3 separate regions of the Homo sapiens genome follow, and all the other regions are linked to region 2. Evidence: chromatin contacts called from ENCODE Hi-C or POLR2A ChIA-PET data. All regions are on one chromosome and are shown on one strand. Each heading gives the region's core, a stretch centred on a gene start or an enhancer-like site at or near the end of the contact. The rest is flanking DNA. Distances are from core to core; before and after follow the strand shown. Region 1 overlaps ADAMTSL3 (ADAMTS like 3). Region 2 holds the start of ADAMTSL3 (ADAMTS like 3). Region 3 holds the start of SH3GL3 (SH3 domain containing GRB2 like 3, endophilin A3).

Region 1 (2,700 bases), core at 197-2,696, 250 kb before region 2:
TTGATGAACGTATGGGGAAAAAGGCAAGCTGGAGTACTGCTGCTGGCGAGAGAAGCCAGCACTGATTTCTCTCTAAAAGGAAATTTGACAGTAGAAATTAAATGCTTATCCCTGGCCCAGAAATTCCACGCCAGAAAATATGTCCAATGAGACAATTAGAGATGTGCAATTTGGAATTCGCTGCAGTTTTATTTATCATTGTGAATAATTGGAAATAAACTGCAGACCACCAGAGGGATCTTTCAAAAATGTAATTGAGATTATGTCACTTTTCTGGTTAAAATCCTTACATGGCTCCCACAGCCTCCTGATAAAGTCCAAGCTCCTTAGTGAACCATGGAAGACCCTCAAGACTTGCTGGCTCCTCCAGCTGCATCCTTGCTGCCATTACTGCTCCCCGGGCCCATCCTCCTCGCCCCTCACCCACCTCAGACCACCTTAGCAACCTGCGTGGCCTACATGGGCCAGTGAGCCTGCACACAAGCCTCTATTCCAAATACCTGACATGCTGCTCTTCTGACATTGTAGGACACTCTAGGATCTCAGTTCATGTACCATCTATTTCCGGAAACCATCCCTGATCCCGAATAACACCATAACGTAATTATAATGCATTGCAACCTTACAATACCATCATGCAGTCACTCACTTCTCTGTCTACTCCATTAGATAAACCCAAGGATGGGTGAAACTTGAATTCAGGACATCTGACACGAAACTGCAGCTCTTTCTAGTCTTACGTGCCATAGAATCACTGTCCACCACTTAATATCTCCAAAACAATTCCTTTATGTTTCTACGCCTGTTTCCTCAGCCCCAAAATGAAAATAAGAATAGCACCTCCTCATAGGGTTGTTGTGAGCATTAAACAACTTAATCCACGTAGAACACTCAGAACAAGGTCTGGCACAAAGCACTCCTCAATATTAGTTGTTGTTATCATTGTTGTTGTTAGAAAAACAGATTCCTGAAATGTCACCTAATTTGACATTAGCAAATATAATCTCCACAAATGGAGAATTTAAGTCAGCAGTGAAGGAAACATACAAGGTGTGCTAACTAAGTCCACCCTATTTCCTTAGTTTTTGTATATGAAAAACGACAGCGAGGGCAACAAGTTTGCTGAAGTGTTAAGAATCCCACAGAAACAAACGAAGAGGCTCCAGGGAGGAATTTTAAAACAACCATGAACCAATGAACCATATCAACTGTCAACACATTCCACAGCTGAAAGCTAAGAAGGTCAGTACTGCAGTTCCCTTGGCTTAGATTTATACACTATAATTTTTATTTTCCTAATTTTAAAAAAAGCAAAAAAGCCTTTTGAACATCCGCTCCCTATGTAAATTCAGAACTCGAGCCATGGTAAACCACAGAGGCAGAAATATTTATCTCCTTCAGGCTGGCTTGGCAGGCTCTACTGGAGGGATGTAAAATACAGCTGCGTTCATCCTCTCCTTCACTGTCAACAAGCAAGCATCCCCAAACCACAAAAGACAGTGGTAATAAAAGGATGCACTGGAAGCTGAGATATGTTGCGGTTTTGTTTGGAAATCGAGGGAATGAATAGAGTCAGAAGTGGTGGCAGGAAAATATAAACTTCACACTAGATGGCCAGGACCAGGCCAGAAACTGCCAGGCAGTGTGAATTATGCAGGAAAATTGCAGAGCGACCACAGAGGGAGAGATGGCAGAAGGTGGGAAGAGGCAGCTGCTTGGGCCAGGGAACAGGTGCTGTCTGCTCAGTCTTCAACACGGGGGAAGAAAGGGTGGTGTCCTTCAGGAGTAAAGAACCTTTTGGCTTTGCTCTGTGAATACGAGGAGGAAGAAACCCCTAGCAAAGTCAGGTGGGGCTGACAGAAAAGGCAGGCTTGGAATGAATATGGGGCCTGAACCTCACTGTAGCTCCTTTTCTTTCTTTCTTTCTTTCTTTTTTCTTTTTTTTTTTTTTTTTTTTTTTTTTTGATGTGGAGTCTGGCACTGTCACCCAGGCTGGAGAGCAGTAGCAGGATCTCAGCTCACTGCAACCTCTGCCTCCCGAGATGAAGCAATTTTCCTGCCTTAGCCTCCCGAGTAGCTGGGACTACAAGCATGTACCACCACACCCGGCTAATTTTTGTATTTTTAGTAGAGACAGGGTTTTACCATGTTGGCCAGCCTGGTCTCGAACTCCTGAGTTCAAGTGATACACCCACCTCAGCCTTCCAAAGTGCTGGGATTATAGGCGTGAGCCACTGCGCCCGGCTGATATCCCCCTTTTCTAATTCAATAAAGTAAACAGTATTTTCTGAACTTTAAAGGGACCTTAGGGACGATCGGATCCAGTGGTTCCCAAACTTGGATATGCCCACTCCCCTGCCAAAGTTACCTGGGGTATTTGTTTAAAATGCTGGTGAATGAAAGAGAGACAGAAAATAGAATAGAGGTTACTAGAGTCTAGTGGGAGGGAGTAGGGAGTTATTGCTGAAGGTGAACAGAGCTTATGTTGGGGGGTGATGAGAAAATTTGAGAGATGGGAGGTGGTGATGGGTGCACAACAATGTGAGTGTGCTTAATGCCACTGAACTGTACACTTTCAAATGGTTAAAATGGTAAGTTTTGTGTTGTGTATCTCTCACCATGATAAAAAAAAAAAAAAAGATCTGGCAGCCGAAAGAAAAAGAAAATGTTGGTGATGGAGCCCCACTCCTACAGTATCTG
Region 2 (2,700 bases), core at 192-2,691:
TGGGCTCCCTTTAGAAGGTCCACAACAAAGTCAGGCGAGGGCTGGACCTGTCTCCAGTGGGCATCTCATACCTCCAGCTCTTCAGAAGCTGAGATATCCCTGCCCAAGCCTATCTGTCAGCAGCAGGGTGTCGCTATTGGCATTTGACTCAGGAAGCCAGCACAGAGCCAAGGTTTAGGCTAGCTTCTGCTGCTCGCGGCAAAAATGAGTCTAAGACAACAAAGCCGCCCAGAGAGGGAAAGGACCTGCCTAAGGTCACACAGCAAGATAGTGACATTTTAGGGCTGAAACGCAGATCTTCTGATAGTTCAAGGCTTTCCTCGCTAGATGACACCGTGCGCCCTCGAGGTCCGGGACCCACACCCAGAGAGACGCCTGAGAGCTAAGTTCAGGGAGGTTTGGAGGACACAGCCCCTGAGCCAGCCTAACACAATCTCCTAAAAGTAGGTGAGGGCCAGCCAGCAGAGGTCAGCTGAAACCAGGAGGGAAGCGGGGACTTTTTCCCTTACTTTTCCTGTCAATTTACAGGGAAATCAGTATGAGTCGAGACTGGAAAAGCCGAGGTCACACTCGACTCCCGCTTCGCCTCGCGGGCGCCTTGGCGGAGCTGGTGTCCGGGGGCGGGTCGGTGGCTTCTCTCCATCTGGAGAAGGCATTAAGGGCCTGGTCTAATGTGATCCGCAAATGTGCTGCTGTTTCCGACCTGAGGCGGCGACTCCTGGCTGAAGGGAGGCGGCCAGTGCGGGGCCCTGGGACTCTGCGCCACCCTCGCCTGCTCGCACCAGCCTTCCGAGTGCACACTCCTCCGACTACCCGCTGCCTCGAAGTCGCTCCTCCAGTGCCTCCGCCGCGTCCCGGTCACCCCCACGCCCACTTTCCACGATCGCGCGTCGCCTCAACCCCCGGCGTTCTGGGCGCTCGCTACCCAGTGGTCAACCGGCCGGACCTTCGGACCCGCGAGGTTTCTGCTTAGTAACTCCCAATCCTGAAAAACTCCAACCCTGTGGAGTTCCCCCATAATCAAGAACGCCCCTCAGCCCGCGAACTGCCGCCGAAAGACTCTCCCTGAACCTTCCGGGACGGCACGAAGCGCGCCCGACCCGAGGTGCCCAGCAGTGAGGAGCACCCCAGTCCTGAGGCCCCCTGGGGCCCGCGTGGCACGCCCCGACTCTGCTTGGAGACCCCCAACTTGCTTAGAGAGGCCACTGCTCCAAGTCTTACTCCCTCTGGGGAGCGCCTTCCCCCGACCCCTGAGGGGCCGCCCTGCGCCGAGCTCGGTGCACCCACCTTGCGCCGCAGAAGTATCTGGGACGTGCAGCCCCGGGGCCGCGCGGGCTCGGCGCGCGCTGGGGAGAAGTTGGCAGAAGCCGCCCGTCAACACCTCGTGCGGAATCCGGCACCAGGACCTTCCCCGACGCCGGCCTCCAGCCCGCGGCGCCGCAGTCGCCGCCGCCGCCGCGAAGTTAAATGGGGCTGGGACGGGGGCTGCCCCGCCTCTCCCGCCCCCTCCGGGCGCGCAGAGCGCTGCGCTGGCCCCGGCCCAGAGGCGGAGGGCGCGCGCCGCCACCTGCACCGCCCGGCAAGTGCACGGCGCGCCCAGGCGCCCGTCAGCCTGCGCGCCGGCACCGCGCCCTCGGCTTGAGCTGGAGGCGCCGGGGGCGCGAAGAGACGCCGTGTGGGGCCAGGCCCGGGCCGCTCGGAGCGCGCGGGGCCGCGGCGACGGCGGGACTCGGCTGGAACGCTCCTCCGCCCGCTTCCTGGAAGCCACTCCTCGCCCTGGGCCGGCCGCCAGGCGTTGTGCCAAGAGCCGGGATTGCCGACGCCGCCACCGCCGCCGCCGGCAGGCGCACTGGGGAAAGGCGGCCGCTGCGCCGCAAGCCAGCCTGGCCGCCCCGCCTCAGCCGGAGCCGGAGCAGGGATGCCGTCGCTCCCCCCGAGCCCACCCCCGGCCCCACCTCCCATAGCCTCCACCCACCCCGCCCAGACCCGGGCGCCAGCTCTGCAAAGTCAGGCCCAGCAGCCACACAGAGGTTTGCCCGGAACCGCTGGCTCGTGCCTAAGAGCCATAGGCACTCCTGGCCAGGCAGGACCATAGTGGAGACCAATGGCCCTCTCCTGGCCTGCGCCTCCTCCGCGCAGCATAGACGCCACACAAGGGACTGTGGAGCGCTCACTGCCCAGAGGCCTGGGACCTTTGGCAGCCAGGGACCACGAGGATCTTGCAGGAGCGCCTCTTAACTGGGTACCTGGCGCCTCCTTGTCTGAGCCGGGCTTGGGGAACTGAGAGCTCCACAGGTGCCAGAATCATGCCGTGTCCAGGCCTGGGATTTGGGGTTGGGGGGAAGAGTGTCGCGGACAAGAGACTGGGGTGAGTTGCCTGTGTACTTCTGGAGGTGAGGAGAAGTAAAAGGAAATGTTTGTCCCTGTCCTTGTCCTAGTCCCAGCAGGATAAGCCAAGGGCCAGGAGATTGATCTTAAAGGCTGCATTATGCCCCCACCTAAGTCCTACCACAGTCGCCATTTCCTTGGGTGTCTGTCGAGTACCAAGCTCTTTGTGTCTATCTGATCTTCACAGCAGCAGTAGTTCGAGCATTATCCCATTTCACCTAGGATAAATCTGAGGCTGGGAGGATAACTTGCCCACCATGAGTGGAGAAGCCAGGACTGGAACCCCTATCTGCCTCTCTCTAGAGCCTGGAC
Region 3 (2,700 bases), core at 170-2,669, 210 kb after region 2:
CTGGAACTGGGGCTAGAAGAAGAGAATCTTCTAATTGCAGTTGCTTTCTATGGGCCAATTTGTGGGAGAAGCAGGATGAGACCTCACCACAAATGTGGACGTTGAATGAAATCTGTCTACCCTGGCTCTAGCAAAATGGGGGCTGGGGTTGCGGGGAGAGGTGGTGAGAAGCAACAGACCCAGCGGTGCTGGTGGGGAACAGGTTTTACAACGTGAGCTCTGCCATAGCTGGAAGAGCCTGCAATGTTGATGTTGAAAAACAAATTTGCTTGTCATCAACACACACACACACACACACACACACACACACACACACATCAATTTCATGTCTCCCCTCCTGTTTTCCTGTTTCCTCTGCTCAGAACGGCTTTCCTCCTATCATCCCACACCCTCAGCCATAATTCTTCCTCATACTTAATTCTCAAATGACATGTCTCCTCCTCCGGGAAGCTCTCCCTGACGCCCCCACTGTGTTATTTGTCATCCTCTGTGCGTGGAGGTGTGTCTAGCACTGTTTGTTTACGTGTCTGTCTCCGTGTCTCCCCTGCAGGCTGTCAGCTCTGTAAGAGCAGAAGCGTGATGCCCAGCCCCGGGCCGACACCGGGAAGACGGTGGGGAGGGGAAGGACCGCGGTAGAGAGCCCCAGCCGGGGAGCCGGGCACAGTCCAGACGGGGCCATTTCGATGCGCGCGCGGGGAGCTCAGCGGGACACAGCCAAGCGCCAAATACACAGCATCTCTGGAGGCGCCGGTGGCCGGTGGAGGATGGGCCCCCCACGAGGCTCTCCCAACCAAACGGCTGGAGACTCGGGGGAGGCCCTGCCGGCATCGTACTCCCTGTGGTCGTCCTCCCCTCGCGCGGGTAGGGGCCCCCCCACGCCCACTCCGTCTCCGCCTCCCGAGTCCCCGCGGCCGCCACCTCTGCCCTCCGCTCCGCAGAATCTCTCCGATTTACAACGGCCCAGGGCAGAGCCGGGGGCCAGGGAATGGGAAGGAGAAGGCGCCAAGACGCCGAGGAGAGAGCAGGCGGCCCCTCACCCCACCCTCGCGCCCTCCTAGGCGGGAAGAAATTGAGCCCCGAGAGAGGCCCTTCAGGGAACAGGAGTCCCAAAGGCCCGGGAGCCTCGGGGGGCCGCAGCCTCCGCGTCCCCCTCCCTCCTTCCCTCCTCTGCGCCTCCCTACCTGGCTGGCTTTGTGGAACTGCTTCTTCAGCCCGGCCACCGACATCGCGACTGCGACCGGCAGGGGCGGGGTGGTCTCAAGGCTCGGCTGGGCCACGCGGCCGCGACGCGCTCGGGGAGCGGGAGCCCGGGCCGGTCCCCCCGCGGCTGGGCTCCGCCGGGCCCGCCTCCCACGGCCACGGCCACAGCCACAGCCGCTGTCACACTCGCACACACGCGCGCACGCCGATGGCAACACTGCGTTCCAAAGCCCCTGCGCAGCCCATTGGCCAAGCCGCGGCGATATGCAAATGAAGCTGCTGGGGCCGCCCACGCTTCATTGTTGCGTGGAGACCTGGGCTACTTGAGCCGCGCAGAAGACCGGCCTGGGAAGCTGGGCGTGGGGATGTCCTGGGGGTCGGGGGAGTACAGTCACACAGTGCTTCTTGCTGGGCGCGGGACGATATAGATCTAGCTCTGAGATTGTCATGGGTACCGGGAGAGAGATCAGTTCTCTCTGCTTCTGTCTTGGTGCCGAACCGGCTTTGGCTCACAGGCAACATCGCCTCCCTCCGGCGCATTTTCGCTCGGTGTATGTTTAAGAAAGGAAGGCTCAGAAATGCGCCTAGGGAGGGACAACAAATGCAACTCGATGGGGGACCTGTGGTAGGAGGAAGCGGTCTGTGGGTGGCGGGCTTTCTTCTCTCTCCACGCGGTGCTCTGGGTGCAATCTGCTCAAATGATTTTGGTCTTCTGGGAGCCCTAGAGTTATGGAGTAATTTACTAATAAATACGGTGCTAGCTCACTTGGTGCTCTGAGCCCGCTGTCAACGGCACTAAAAGCAACCATCTCCAAGGTGCCATAAAGAGCTCGTTGCATATCCGGCGGAGTCCACCAGACCAGGAACCCAGCTCTCTCGGTAACCCCTACCAGCTGTGTCAGTTACAGAGTGTCCATTTGCACAGAGTCCAGAGGTCGACGCACTCACAGCTAAGCCCAGCCAGGGACATGGAGCATTGCGTTAACCTCGTGTTAGAGCTATCCCCAAAAGGTACAGCATCTTCGCTGAATCTGGCTTCCAAAGGTCCCGAGGATTCCCAAACCTAGAATATATGTTTGGCAACGCTTCACACTGAAAAACAAAAACATTTCCCACCTTCAGTCTCTTTTTGGGCCCTTAGCAGGTCCCATCTGGGGTGACGAGCAGTCCCTGTCTGCCCTGGACACTTCGGGTATATGCCTGTGCCCTGGTGTCCACCTGCCATAACATTTCTCCAGGACAAAAGTCATGCAGTTCCTCCCCTAGCTGTTAGCTCCCAGCGCCCAGTCGGGGCTAGTCCTAACCCTGACTTCATCCTAGTGAGGACTGGGCAAGTAAGTACACACCTCTCTGGGCCTTGGTTTCCTCACTTCTACTTGAAGCATGTAGACTGGAATAAACAGTGTTCCTCCTCTGATACTGGGGAAAAAATGCTTGAACTTAGTGGAGATCGTGGGATAAGGGCAGCCAGTCAGAGGGTTAATGAGCATGACTTGGGTG

Evidence for each region. A loop is a pair of places that touch in the nucleus more often than their neighbours do. ChIA-PET counts read pairs that join two places held with the same protein, here RNA polymerase II (POLR2A). Pooled maps may share reads with other maps.
Region 1: a loop to region 2 is called in a pooled map, with 2.2 times the contacts of the local background. The contact joins the enhancer-like site here to the promoter of ADAMTSL3 in region 2. A Hi-C loop is called at or near these places in 4 of 50 pooled maps. POLR2A ChIA-PET finds 5 or more read pairs at or near these places in 2 of 52 experiments (BJ and HEK293T).
Region 3: a map of dorsolateral prefrontal cortex shows a loop between it and region 2 (4-fold over the local background). The contact joins the promoter of SH3GL3 here to the promoter of ADAMTSL3 in region 2. A Hi-C loop is called at or near these places in 3 of 168 maps with a recorded cell type or tissue (ascending aorta, dorsolateral prefrontal cortex and sigmoid colon) and 6 of 50 pooled maps. POLR2A ChIA-PET finds 5 or more read pairs at or near these places in 1 of 52 experiments (HEK293).

The regions. Positions count from the first base shown.
Region 1 is chr15:83,903,182-83,905,881 of GRCh38, reverse strand. All of the region lies in intron 15 of ADAMTSL3 (ADAMTS like 3), which reads right to left. Among named protein-coding and RNA genes, the nearest start is that of ADAMTSL3, 250 kb to the right of the region's middle. Within about 2 kb of position 1,446, at least 5 of the 41 ENCODE cell types and tissues checked have a DNase peak (open chromatin) inside an H3K27ac peak, as active enhancers do.
Region 2 is chr15:83,652,864-83,655,563 of GRCh38, reverse strand. ADAMTSL3 (ADAMTS like 3) reads right to left here and starts at 1,441. Exons shown (of 30, transcript NM_207517.3): 1 at 1,288-1,441.
Region 3 is chr15:83,446,060-83,448,759 of GRCh38, reverse strand. It overlaps SH3GL3 (SH3 domain containing GRB2 like 3, endophilin A3), which reads right to left and starts at 1,419. Exons shown (of 9, transcript NM_003027.5): 1 at 1,182-1,419. The coding sequence starts at 1,226. RefSeq lists an enhancer at 1,564-1,723.